Linked DNA regions of Homo sapiens: region 1 is linked to region 2. A link is a contact called in ENCODE Hi-C or POLR2A ChIA-PET data. All regions are on one chromosome and are shown on one strand. Each heading gives the region's core, a stretch centred on a gene start or an enhancer-like site at or near the end of the contact. The rest is flanking DNA. Distances are from core to core; before and after follow the strand shown. Region 1 overlaps LOC105375971 (a long non-coding RNA gene). Region 2 holds the start of DMAC1 (distal membrane arm assembly component 1).

The links. Hi-C counts contacts between places; a loop is a spot of excess contacts on that map. ChIA-PET counts read pairs that join two places held with the same protein, here RNA polymerase II (POLR2A). Pooled maps may share reads with other maps.
Region 1: a loop to region 2 is called in a map of CD8-positive, alpha-beta T cell, with 6 times the contacts of the local background. The contact joins the enhancer-like site here to the promoter of DMAC1 in region 2. A Hi-C loop is called at or near these places in 7 of 168 maps with a recorded cell type or tissue (CD4-positive, alpha-beta T cell, CD4-positive, alpha-beta memory T cell, CD8-positive, alpha-beta T cell and 1 more) and 12 of 50 pooled maps. POLR2A ChIA-PET finds 5 or more read pairs at or near these places in 4 of 52 experiments (CD4-positive, alpha-beta T cell, GM12878, activated CD4-positive, alpha-beta memory T cell and 1 more).

The regions. Positions count from the first base shown.
Region 1 is chr9:7,934,051-7,939,596 of GRCh38, forward strand. All of the region lies in intron 2 of LOC105375971 (a long non-coding RNA gene), which reads right to left. Among named protein-coding and RNA genes, the nearest start is that of DMAC1, 140 kb to the left of the region's middle. Within about 2 kb of position 1,726, at least 3 of the 41 ENCODE cell types and tissues checked have a DNase peak (open chromatin) inside an H3K27ac peak, as active enhancers do; they include CD8-positive, alpha-beta T cell, where a contact is called at or near this core.
Region 2 is chr9:7,798,528-7,803,952 of GRCh38, forward strand. It overlaps DMAC1 (distal membrane arm assembly component 1), which reads right to left and starts at 1,251. Exons shown (of 2, transcript NM_033428.3): 1 at 934-1,251; 2 at 1-110. The coding sequence starts at 1,207. The coding sequence ends at 46. RefSeq lists an enhancer at 1,015-1,561.

The DNA.
Region 1 (5,546 bases), core at 476-2,975, 140 kb after region 2:
AAAATATTTGAAAGATAAAGTAGTCACTTTCTCATTATTAGATAGGCTAAGACACCATGAAATATTAAAGTTATTAGCAGAGTAGAATCCTAACCTAGCTCATCTAGGTTTATGATTTTAATTAACCAACTTTGCTCTTTCCGAAGTAATACAAATCAAAGATGCCAAAATCACTTCATAAGAAGAAGGAAACATTATTCCTAAATTATTAAGGAAAGCCAAGAGAAACTGCCTATGGACAATTGGCTTAATCTAAGAGTTCATCGTTTTCTGCCTGAAGTTTCACTGAGCAGATGTTCCATTTTTCTTATCTTTTTGAAATATGACTTAAAAAAACACCTAGGGGAAAATTTTAAATTTCATGAAGGATGATGGTTTTTGTCCCGTTTTATACCTTTTATGTGCTACTATGTAAAATGAGAATATTAATAATGGCTGCCGTAGTGTTACTATGATCAAGCAACCAACAAGGCACCTGGCATAGATACGTTAAAAAATGTTTGTTATTATTCTTATTAAACTATTTTTCATAGTCTAAATATTAACTAATGCAATAACAAATGGAATTTTTTTTTTTTTTTTTTTTTTTTTTTTTTTGAGACGGAGTCTCACTCTGTCACCCAGGCTGGAGTGCAGTGGCGCGATCTCGGCTCACCACAAGCTCCGCCTCCCGGGTTCACGTCATTCTCCTGCCTCAGCCTCCCGAGTAGCTGGGACTACAGGCGCCCGTCACCACACCCGGCTAATTTTTTGTATTTTTAGTAGAGACGGGGTTTCACCGTGTTAGCCAGGATGGTCTCGATCTCCTGACCTCGTGATCCGCCAGCCTCGGCCTCCCAAAGTGCCGGGATTACAGGCGTGAGCACCGCGCCCGGCCATAAATGGATTTTTTTACCTTTGAAGATACACATGCCTGTATGTATATATATCTGTATCTACATATGCAAACATACACATATATGTATATATTTTTTAAAGGAAGTCTTTTTATTGTTGCTGCCGCTAAGCAATGGTTTCAGTGAAATTCAAATACAGAGAAAGCAACTTACTTATCTGCACAGAGACCAGAGGTAGATGAAAAAACAGTTCTTGTCCTCTCAGAGGAGACTGAGTGAGGCCTCTGGACTCGGCCTCTATTGCGCCCCAATCATTTCACAAGTAAAAGGAACCTTCAGTGTGAGAATGGACAGACAGGTAGTACAGAGGCTATTTTATTATAATAAATGGAAAGCCCTGTTGGAGTAAGCTACACGCTGCCAGACATCATTTTCTCATGACTGCATAATCTTTCATAGCATTGTTTAAGGATTATTGTTTTAAGCCCCCCATGGAATCTTGTGGAGACTGGGGTATGTGGATTCACAACAACAACAAGAAAACCAAAGCTCTAGATTTAAGAATTGCCAGAAGGCCATTCATTAGAAGCCTGGACAATATCAGAGTTCTTGAAATATGGTTACTAAAGACTTCACTAGATAAAGGATTTCTTTTTCCTCAGGTTTGCATGTTTCATATTTTCTTTCATACACGTTTCCCGTCAGACTTTCCAGTTATGAGTTTGCACCCCCATCCCTTGCCTATTGAAAATCCACAAACTGTGGGGCATAGAAACTGTTTGGAAGGAGGTTAGAGAAAAAACTCACTTCTCTAATCACGCAGCAGAAGTGGCTTCTGCAGATTCTGAAAGAAAAGACTAATCTCACTGCTCCTCCTTCACAGTCTTTACTCGTGGAGCCTGTGGTTTAATAGAGGGAGAACTCAGTGTCATAACCTCATTTTTTGCTATGCTAAGATTTGTTTATACAGGAAGGGTGGGACTTCTGTTGAACCAAGAAAATCTCTCAAATGAAAGAGAAACCACAGCAGTGCCTATCTTGCACCTACTACATATTCAGTATTTATTGAATAATAAGTAATGAATGATTCATAGTGTCTTGCCTCAGCTTTTTCTCTGAGCCTTAGGTTTCTCTTCTATATGTGGTTTGGAGCAGATAAGGGCTATATACAATTTTTGGGGATGAGAATGTTCTTCTCAGCTCCTGTCCCACATGTCAGCTGATTGGCTAAGCCATCATCCCCCCACCAGGACGTATTCAAACTTGGCACTGAATATTCAATCTTTACAATACAGTGACATTCCTCTGGGTATCTGTGTTCACACAGGAGCCTAGCCAGTTGCTAGGAAGGCAATGGTTGCCCACACTGAGGAAGGAGGAAGAGTGAAAAGAGACTATGGGAGCATGTTTATTCTCCCCGAGGGAAAGGTCTTTGAGAAGCCAGGCAACGTGTAGGGCCTTAGTCCAGAGAGCTGTGACTCGGCAAAGGGCTCAAGTCCCAGCAGGAAGCTGAGGCAGAAGGCCAGGCCATGTGGACCAGGCCCAGAATGCGGAGGGAAGAAGAGGACTACCATTTGGTCAGGCCCCAGGTGCCCAGCACTCACACCAGGTGTACCAGGTTCTGAATTTATAGCTAAACAGCTATTTTCAGACCCCTCCTGCTAGTAAAGGCATGCCTCCCTGCATACTGCCTGCTTTTAGGTTTAGGAAGTAGGTGGAGTTTTCTGCAGGTGGAAAAGCACAGCTGAAAAGGGAGGGAGAAAACAGCTCTGACAGACACAGAACAGTATCCTTTCTGTGGTGCTAATTTGAAGAATTCTTTCAGTAACGTTGATTTGAGGGTGGTTGCATAGCCAGAGAGATGAAGGTGAAATGGATGTTTTCTTTAGTCTGGATAACAGCACAGGCTACGCTGCTGAGTCTTACAAAATCACCTGCTGAGGGATTCATGTCAATGTGTCCCATTCCTCCCCCTCCTCCTCAAAAAAAAAAAAAAATACGTATATATATATAGAGAGAGAGAGTACAGAGTACAGCAGGTTATTTTAAAATATTATTTCTGGCCAAAGACATGCCCATAGAGTCTAGAAGAATGATCACCTGGCAGGCAGTTATAGCAAATCACATGTTAGTTTCATGGAACCTCAAGTCTAGCTGGATCCAGCTGGACAAAGTACAACAAATGAATAAACATATAAAAATAAAATGAGATTTAAAAACTTCAACATTAGCGTCTATCATTGGACATTTGTGTGACCTCAAATCTCAACCAAAGTAAAAAGCCCAAGCATTCCAATGCAACTAGGGAAATTTTTCCATGGTGTAAGGGCCATTCAAGGTCCAAGACTAGTCACCTTATACTTTGGCTCAACTCCTAAGAATCCAAATCCCAGAGGCCTGGGCTACATGTGGCAGGTCAGGACATTCCCAGTAAGGGCCTTCAGGACCTTTCTCAGGCTGAGAACCTAACTCAATGGAGTCAATACATACAGACACAAAGGTATCTTTGAAGTTTGTATTTTATTTGATTTCCAGCTGTTGCAAAAAGGTGTTTTTAGTCTCCAAATATAGTCACATTGCAGGGTTATAGTTTCAATCTATGAATTTTGGAGGACACAGTTCAGCCCATAACTCTCTTTAAATTATTTTGGTTTTGCAAAAGCAAGTGGGAGATGATAGCTGTGGAAACTAGAACTTAATTCTAATGGAATAAGTTCCCAAATGGAACTTGAGGACTGAAAATAGTAAAGACTTATGTGTACCTTTATATTTTTCCTCAAAACACCTTCCTATGAATGTTGTTTTATAAAAAAATTCGTGAAAACCATGAGAGGTAAATTAGAAAAATATTATTATCCCTGTTTGGCAGGCAAGAAACCTGAGGGGGTGATAGGGGATGTGTAAAATGACTTGCCTAAAGTGAGTCTGAGAGCTCAGAGGTGCTGGGATCACCATGCAGACCCTGCTGTAGCTTTCCATGGCCTTGTCTCCATCACTTGTCTTTCCTTTGCAAGCTGCCTGTAAAATATTTTTCAGATGTCCCACAATGACGCAACAGGACAAATATCTATAGCACTCCCAGACACCAGAAGTTATTATAAATGAGTAATATGAAATCATGCCCCAAAAGGTTGAGGCTCTGTAAGTTATTTCACTCTTGCTATAATTTCATTCTCAAAATATTTTCTGGGCACCGTTCCTCAAGTAAATGGAAGAAAAATACCCTGGAGGAAGATAAAAACTTTAGTGTGAAATCTATTGTATTTTTTTTTAAATGAGCAAAGTTCAGACAGAAACAGGAAAATTGAGCACCTGATGTGAAGAGGGAAGGTTTCTTATATGAAGTCTTTAGGTGATCCGGAAGAATATGCCAGTAGGATCTGGTTTGGAATATTCCCAAGGGCAAGGTGCAGCCTCTCTGAGATTTTATGGGTAATGCATTCGTGAAAACACCTGCCTTGTCCTTCAGAGTTTTCTCTAAGCTCAGATCAGCCTCACTGGTTCATCCTTCCTCTTACTCCTCCCGTTTAGGCTGATTAAGGAGCTGCTTCCTTGATCATCAACCCCCGGCTCTTCTGGATAAACACACGTAGATTCCAGAAAAGAAAAACCAGAGAGATAAACCAGTGGTTCTCTGATGCTTGTGGCAGGGGCAGCAGGAGGTTTCTTCTAGGTGCCAGTCCCACATTCTAGTGATCCTATATCATAGCCCTGCGGATTCTGCTCCACAACAATGGGCTGACTTTTATTCTTTTTGCAATAGGCTCTTCTCCTATGACCTTTTGTTTGCTTTGCTTTTCTTTGCTTTTATTCTTTTTCTGTCAATAAGAATATGTGACAAACTTCCAGTTTAGAAATAATTTACCAGCCTGAGCATAAGGGGTATTATCACACACAAGATTGTGTTGGTATATTGAAGAGAACTGCATGCTGTGGTGTTCTCGGTTCGGCCCTATGTTATATGGCTATATTCTATAGATTTGTTCTGAGTGGAAAAATCGGTGGAGGGGGGGTTGAGCTATATTATTAATCCATAGTCATAGTATTCTTCGAATAATAGCATTCCCCAGACCTGCCACATCTTCGGCAATTACATTTAGTGTCAATTGCTACTCTACCTGTAGGCCTCCTCAAAAATGGCCCACCTATATGACTTAGCTAAGGGCCATACATAACAGAGCTCAGGGAAAATGAGCTGATTGAAAAATAAAAGCTGTTATTTACTGAGCATCTGCTAGGGGCCAGGTCTCTAGTTAACTATTTTACATTCATTATCTCAGTTCGTGCTGACATCCATTCCGTCAGGTGTACACCGTCATCTCTGTTTCACCAAAGAGAAAACTGAAACTCAGAAATACCAAGCATTTTCTCATGATTACTCAGTGGCAGAGCTAGAACTGGAACCCAGGACTTTGTCAACACCTATCATCTAGACCAGACATTGCACTCCTGCTCCCGGAAGGGCTTTGTTACCATCCAGTTGCAGCATTTACTGGCCTATGGTCATTCTATCAAGTGGAATCTTAACACCTCAACAGTTTGAGGCGAGCAGTTTGTTTATACCAACTTGACCAATTGCCTTTGAAATACCTGTAATCTTTCTTTATCAATCCTATGATGTTAAATGAAGTAATTAGTCTGTTGCTTTGAAAAGCAAGTCGTGATTAAAATTTCAGAGAGCTGTATAATACAGTGGTGCTCTATGTTATT
Region 2 (5,425 bases), core at 1-2,500:
CGGGGAAAGGGACAGAGACAGAAGACAGATTCACTGGTGGTACTTTCAAACAACGCGGTAGGCCTTCCCTTTGGGGTCTGCCATGACAACGATACCCCAGGTGGCAATGCCTAGAAAAAAAACAACAATACCTTACCTTTATGCTGCATTTAAATTTACCAAGTGTTTCACATATACGCCATCTTATTTAACCCTCACAACACTTCTGGAGGATATATTACCATTGTATCTTTCTTATAAGGCAAGTGAAGCACAGAAAAAGAAAAAAAAATCAGGAAAAAAAAGAATATCCTGTAGGAGAATTTACCTATACAGGATCAAGAAGGTAAGACAGTTAGAAACCTAAAATTCTATTCACTGACAATCGGTTTGAAAGCTAAAAAAATCATGACGTTTGATTGGATGACATCTTGACGATCACAGAACGGGGCTGTGGGCCACATTACCCAGGTGTACCAAGTAGGTGAGCTTAGAATCCACGTCTAAAGATCTGGGATTCAAGGCAAATTTCTTAAATTAAGGTCAAGGGCCCTCGCTCAGGCTTTCTCCAGGACCTGGAGAAAAAGTATGGGCTTTGAGATCTGATATACCTGGGATCAAGTGACTGTCATTTCCTGACCATGAACACAATACTCCTCGTTGCCTCGGTTTGCTCCACAGTAAATACTATAATCATACCTACTTCTAACAGCTATTCTGAGAATTAAAAGGGCTGAGTCTAATAAGGGTTCTCAAGAAATACTAACTTAAAATTAAAAAAAAAAAAAGAAAGGCGTTCCAACAACTTCCTCTCCCACCTTGTTTGAGGTGCCCCCACCACCTGACCAGCGGCAGCACCCCGCCTCCCCGCCTCCCCGCCCACGTGGCTGCTCCGTTTCCTTCCTCTACCCCGCAGATACCCAACCCGCCCAAGTGCTGTGCCTTGATTCTCACTGAGGCCGATGACCATCTGCGTAATGGTCCATGGACTCGGGGGGTATCCCATCTTCATGGGCTTCCGTGCCACCCAGTACACGTACCCGCCCGCCCCCATCAGCCCCAACCCAGAAAGCACGCGACAGCTCCAGCAGGTCTTCAACAGGCGGTGTTCTGCTGGGGAGGTCGGCGCTCCGGGTGTAGCTGGGGGCGCAGGTTTGGCGGGCGCGGCGGCGGTACCGGGAGGCGCAGTGATATAGGACTCAAAAGGCTGGGACAACCGAGACCCCATGCTCTGGAACTCGGCCTCAACCTTGGGCGTCTTTGGTTCAAACTGGCGTAAACGACGCACCGGAAGGCAGAGCGCCGGAAAGCAGAATGCCGGGACGCTAGCGCAGTGCGCGGAGGAATCTTAAGGGCTGCTGGGAAATGAAGTTCTCCTCCGCTTCAGAGGCGGAAAAGGTGAAAGAATGCTGCTCTTTCCTGCTGGATTTCTCTGGCAGCAACAACCTTGTATGCGCTGGAGGACAATTCCAGCCCTCCTCCCCGCCGCCCCCCCCGCCCCCACTGTTTTAGAAATTCTGTAATCGCTACTCACTAAATGAATCACCTTTCAGTCTCCTTAAAGAAGTCTGGCTCTCTTAAGTTTCCTGCCTCACATGAACTGCGAGACCTTGGGCATGTCATATCTCCTATCCAGAGGCCTGTGAATCAAGGAGTTGGGTTTTATATGTGCATAATCATGTGCTAGATACAGACATACCATAGCGATTGCAGGTTTGGTTCTAGACCAACACAATACAGCAAATATCTCGATAAAGCAAGCCATGCAATTTTTTTTTGGTTTCTCCGTGCATATAAAAGTTGTTTATACTGTAGTCTATTAAATGTGCAGTAGCATTGTGTCTAAAAAACAGTATATATATCTTAATTTAAAAAACATCTTGCCCAAAAAATGGTAACGATTACCTTAGCCTTCAGTAAATCCTAATCTTTTTTTTTTTTTTTTTTTTGAGGTGGAGTTTTGCTCTTGTTGCCCAGACTGCCCAGTGCAATGGCACAATCTCGGCTCACTGCAACTTCCGCCTCCCGGGTTCAAGTGATTCTCCTGCCTCAGCCTCTCGAGTAGCTTGGATTACAGATGCCTGCCACCACGCCTGGCTAATTTTTTTGTATTTTTAGTAGAGACGGGGTTTCACCATGTTGGCTAGGCTATTCTCAAACTCCTGACCTCAGGTAATCCACCTGCCTTGGCCTCTCAAAGTGCTGGGATTACAGGCATGAGCCACCGCACCTGGCCACTTCTAATCTTTTTGCTGGTGGAGGGTCTGGCCTTGATGGTGATGGCTGCTGACTGATCAAGGTAGTGGTTGCTGAAGGTTGGGGTAACTGTGCCAATTTCTTAAAATAAGACAATAATGAAATTTTCTGCAAGAATTGACTCTTCCTTTTACGAAAGATTTTTTTGCAACATGCAATGCCGTTTTATAGCATTTTAATAACCACTATATAACGTCTTTCAAAATTGGAGCCCTTTATCCAACATTTTGACAATGTTCATAGCATCTTCACCAGGAGTAGATTCCGTCTCAAAAAACCACTTTCTTCATCCATAGGAAGTAACCCCTCATCTGTTCAAGTTTTATCATGAGATTGTGGCAATTCAGTCACATCATCAGGCTCCACTTCTAATTCTAGTTCTCTTGCTATTTCCACCACATCTGCTGTTACTTCCCTCATCTGAAATCTTGAACCCTTCTTAGTTGTTCATAAAGATTGGAATCAATTTCTTCCAATATCCAGTTAGGGATATTTTGATCTCCTCCCATGAGTCACAGATATTCTTAATGGCATCAGAATGGTGAATCTTTCCCAGAAGGTTTTCAATTTACTTTAACCAGATTCATCAGAGAAATCATTATCTCTGATTGTAAGGCTGCAAGAGCCTTACAAAATGTATCTCTTATATAATAAAACTTGAAAGTCAGAATTACTTCTTTATCTATAGGCTGCAGAATGGATGTTGTGTTAGCAGTTATGAAAATGCTAATCTCTTTGTACATTTCCATTAAAGCTCTTGAGTAACTAGGTACATTGTCAATGAGCAGTAATATTTTGAAAGGAATCTTTTTTCTGAGCAAGAAGTCTCAACAATGAACTTAAAATATTCAGTAAACCATGCTGTAAACAGATGTGCTGTCATCAGGCTTTGTTGTTCAAATTATAAAGCACAGGCAGAGTATCCTTAGCATAATTCTTAAGGATGCTAGGATTTCCAGAAAGGTAAATGAGGACTGGCTTCAATTTAAAGTCATCAGCTATATTAGATTCTAACAAGAAAGTCAGATTTGAAGCGTGAAACCAAGCATTGACTTGTCCTCTCTAGTTATGAAAGTCTTAGATGGCATCTTTTATTAATAGAATGCTGCTTCATCTATACTGATTATCTGTTATCAATTATCTAAGCTACATCTCTTTGATAACTTGCTGCAGCTTTTACATCAGCACTTGCTGCTTCACCTTGCACTTTTATGTTATGAAGACAGCTTATTTTTTTTTAACCACATGAACCAATGTCTACTAACTTCCAACTTTTCTTCTGCAGCTTTCTCACCTCCCTCAGCCTTCGTAGAATTAAGGAGAGTTGAGGTCTTGCTCTGGATTAGGCTTTGATTTAAGGGAATGTTGTGGCTGATTTGATCTTCTATCCGGATGACTGAAACTTTTTCCATATCAGCAATATGGCTGTTTTACTTTCTAATCATTGGTGTGTTCACTAGAGTAGCACTTTTAACTTCCTTTTTCTTTGTATTTACAACTTGGCTGTTTGGCCTACATTCCGGCCTATCCCAGTTTTCGACATGCCTTCCTTAGTAATAATCATTTCTGCATTTTGACTTAAGTTGAGAGAAGTTTGACTCTTCCTTTCACTTGAACACTTAGAGGCCATTGTCATGTTATTAGTTGGCCTAATTTCAATATTTTTGCATCTCAGCAAATGCAGAGGAGAAGTAGAGAGGGCAATGGTTGGTGGGTGGAGCAGTCAAAACACACATTTTTATTAAGTTCACCATCTTCTATGGGTGTGGTTCATTCTGCCCTAAAATTATTCCAATAGTAACATCAAATATCACTGATCACAGATCACCATAACAGATATAATAGTAATGGAAAAGTTTGAAATATTACAAGAATTACCAAAATGTGATACAGACATGAGTGAGCACATACTGTTTGAAAAATTATGCTAATAGGCTTGCTCTACACAGGGTTGCCACATAACTTTCTATTTGTAAAATATACAATATCTGCCATTTACAGTAAAGTGAAGCATAGTGAAATAAGACATGCCTGTCCTTTGCTAAGCAACTAACTGCATGATGCCATTTAATCTTCATGACTCAACATGGCAGATGAAGTTTTCCCAACATATGACAAAACTGGCTAACTGCCATAGCCACAGTTGAAACCAGTGTCTGTGGATACAGTCAAATATCTTAAACACTACCTGTACATATTGTGAAGAGACTACACAAATGTGATCAAGATGTTAAAAATTGGTTTGAATTACCTGGATAAATACTTTTTATTTCTCTTTAGCTTCTTTCTTAAAGACATGGTCTGAATTATGTCATAGTCATGGCATTGTTTTTTTGAGAGCCTTGGAAAAATTCAACCCCAAAATCAGGCTAATAGATATGAGGAATTGATACAGAATCTGTTTTTGCCGGTTTACTTTCTTATCTCTTAAGAATGATGTTTTACTTATGATACTGTCTTTGCAATTAAACTTCTGTATCATCAACTCCCAACTCATATCACCTTTCATTTTCTTTGGGTTTTGAGTACATATTTCTTATGTTGGGTGGTTCTCAGAGAATTACTAGCAAGAAATAATGACATTTAGAGTTTTGAGTTTGTTTCTCTTAGAGGAGATGGGTGAATATAGGGATAACTTTGGATTTAAACTTTTTTCCTTTAGATTGCCTTTAAAAATTAACAAGATAAACACATTCTATTCCATGTTCTGAAATGCGATGTGATTTTTAGGAAGGCTAAAAAAAGGAAAAAATAAAGATATGGATATATGAGGATAAAATAAAGTAGTGAGAATACTGGGTTGGCCTACTGCTTAACTTCAAAGATGCTCTCTATTTATATATATGTTATATGGCACATATAATTAGGGAGGATCTTTATATATACACACACATATATGAGAGAGAGACATATAGATATACATATCTCTATGTATATTTATATCTATAGAAAGGTGTGTGTGTGTGTGTGTGTGTGTGTGTGTGTGTGTGTATGTGCATGTGTGCACGTAGTAGGAAGACAAAGGAGTTTGGGAGATTTGGGTTCGATACCTTACTTTATTACTGTGGGCCACCCATGTGACATAGAAAATATTATTTATCTTCTCTGGACCTCAGGTAAATCATGTGTAAAATAAGATTTGGACTAGTTGGTCTCTAACAGTTTTTCCTGACTTGAAAATCCAACTACT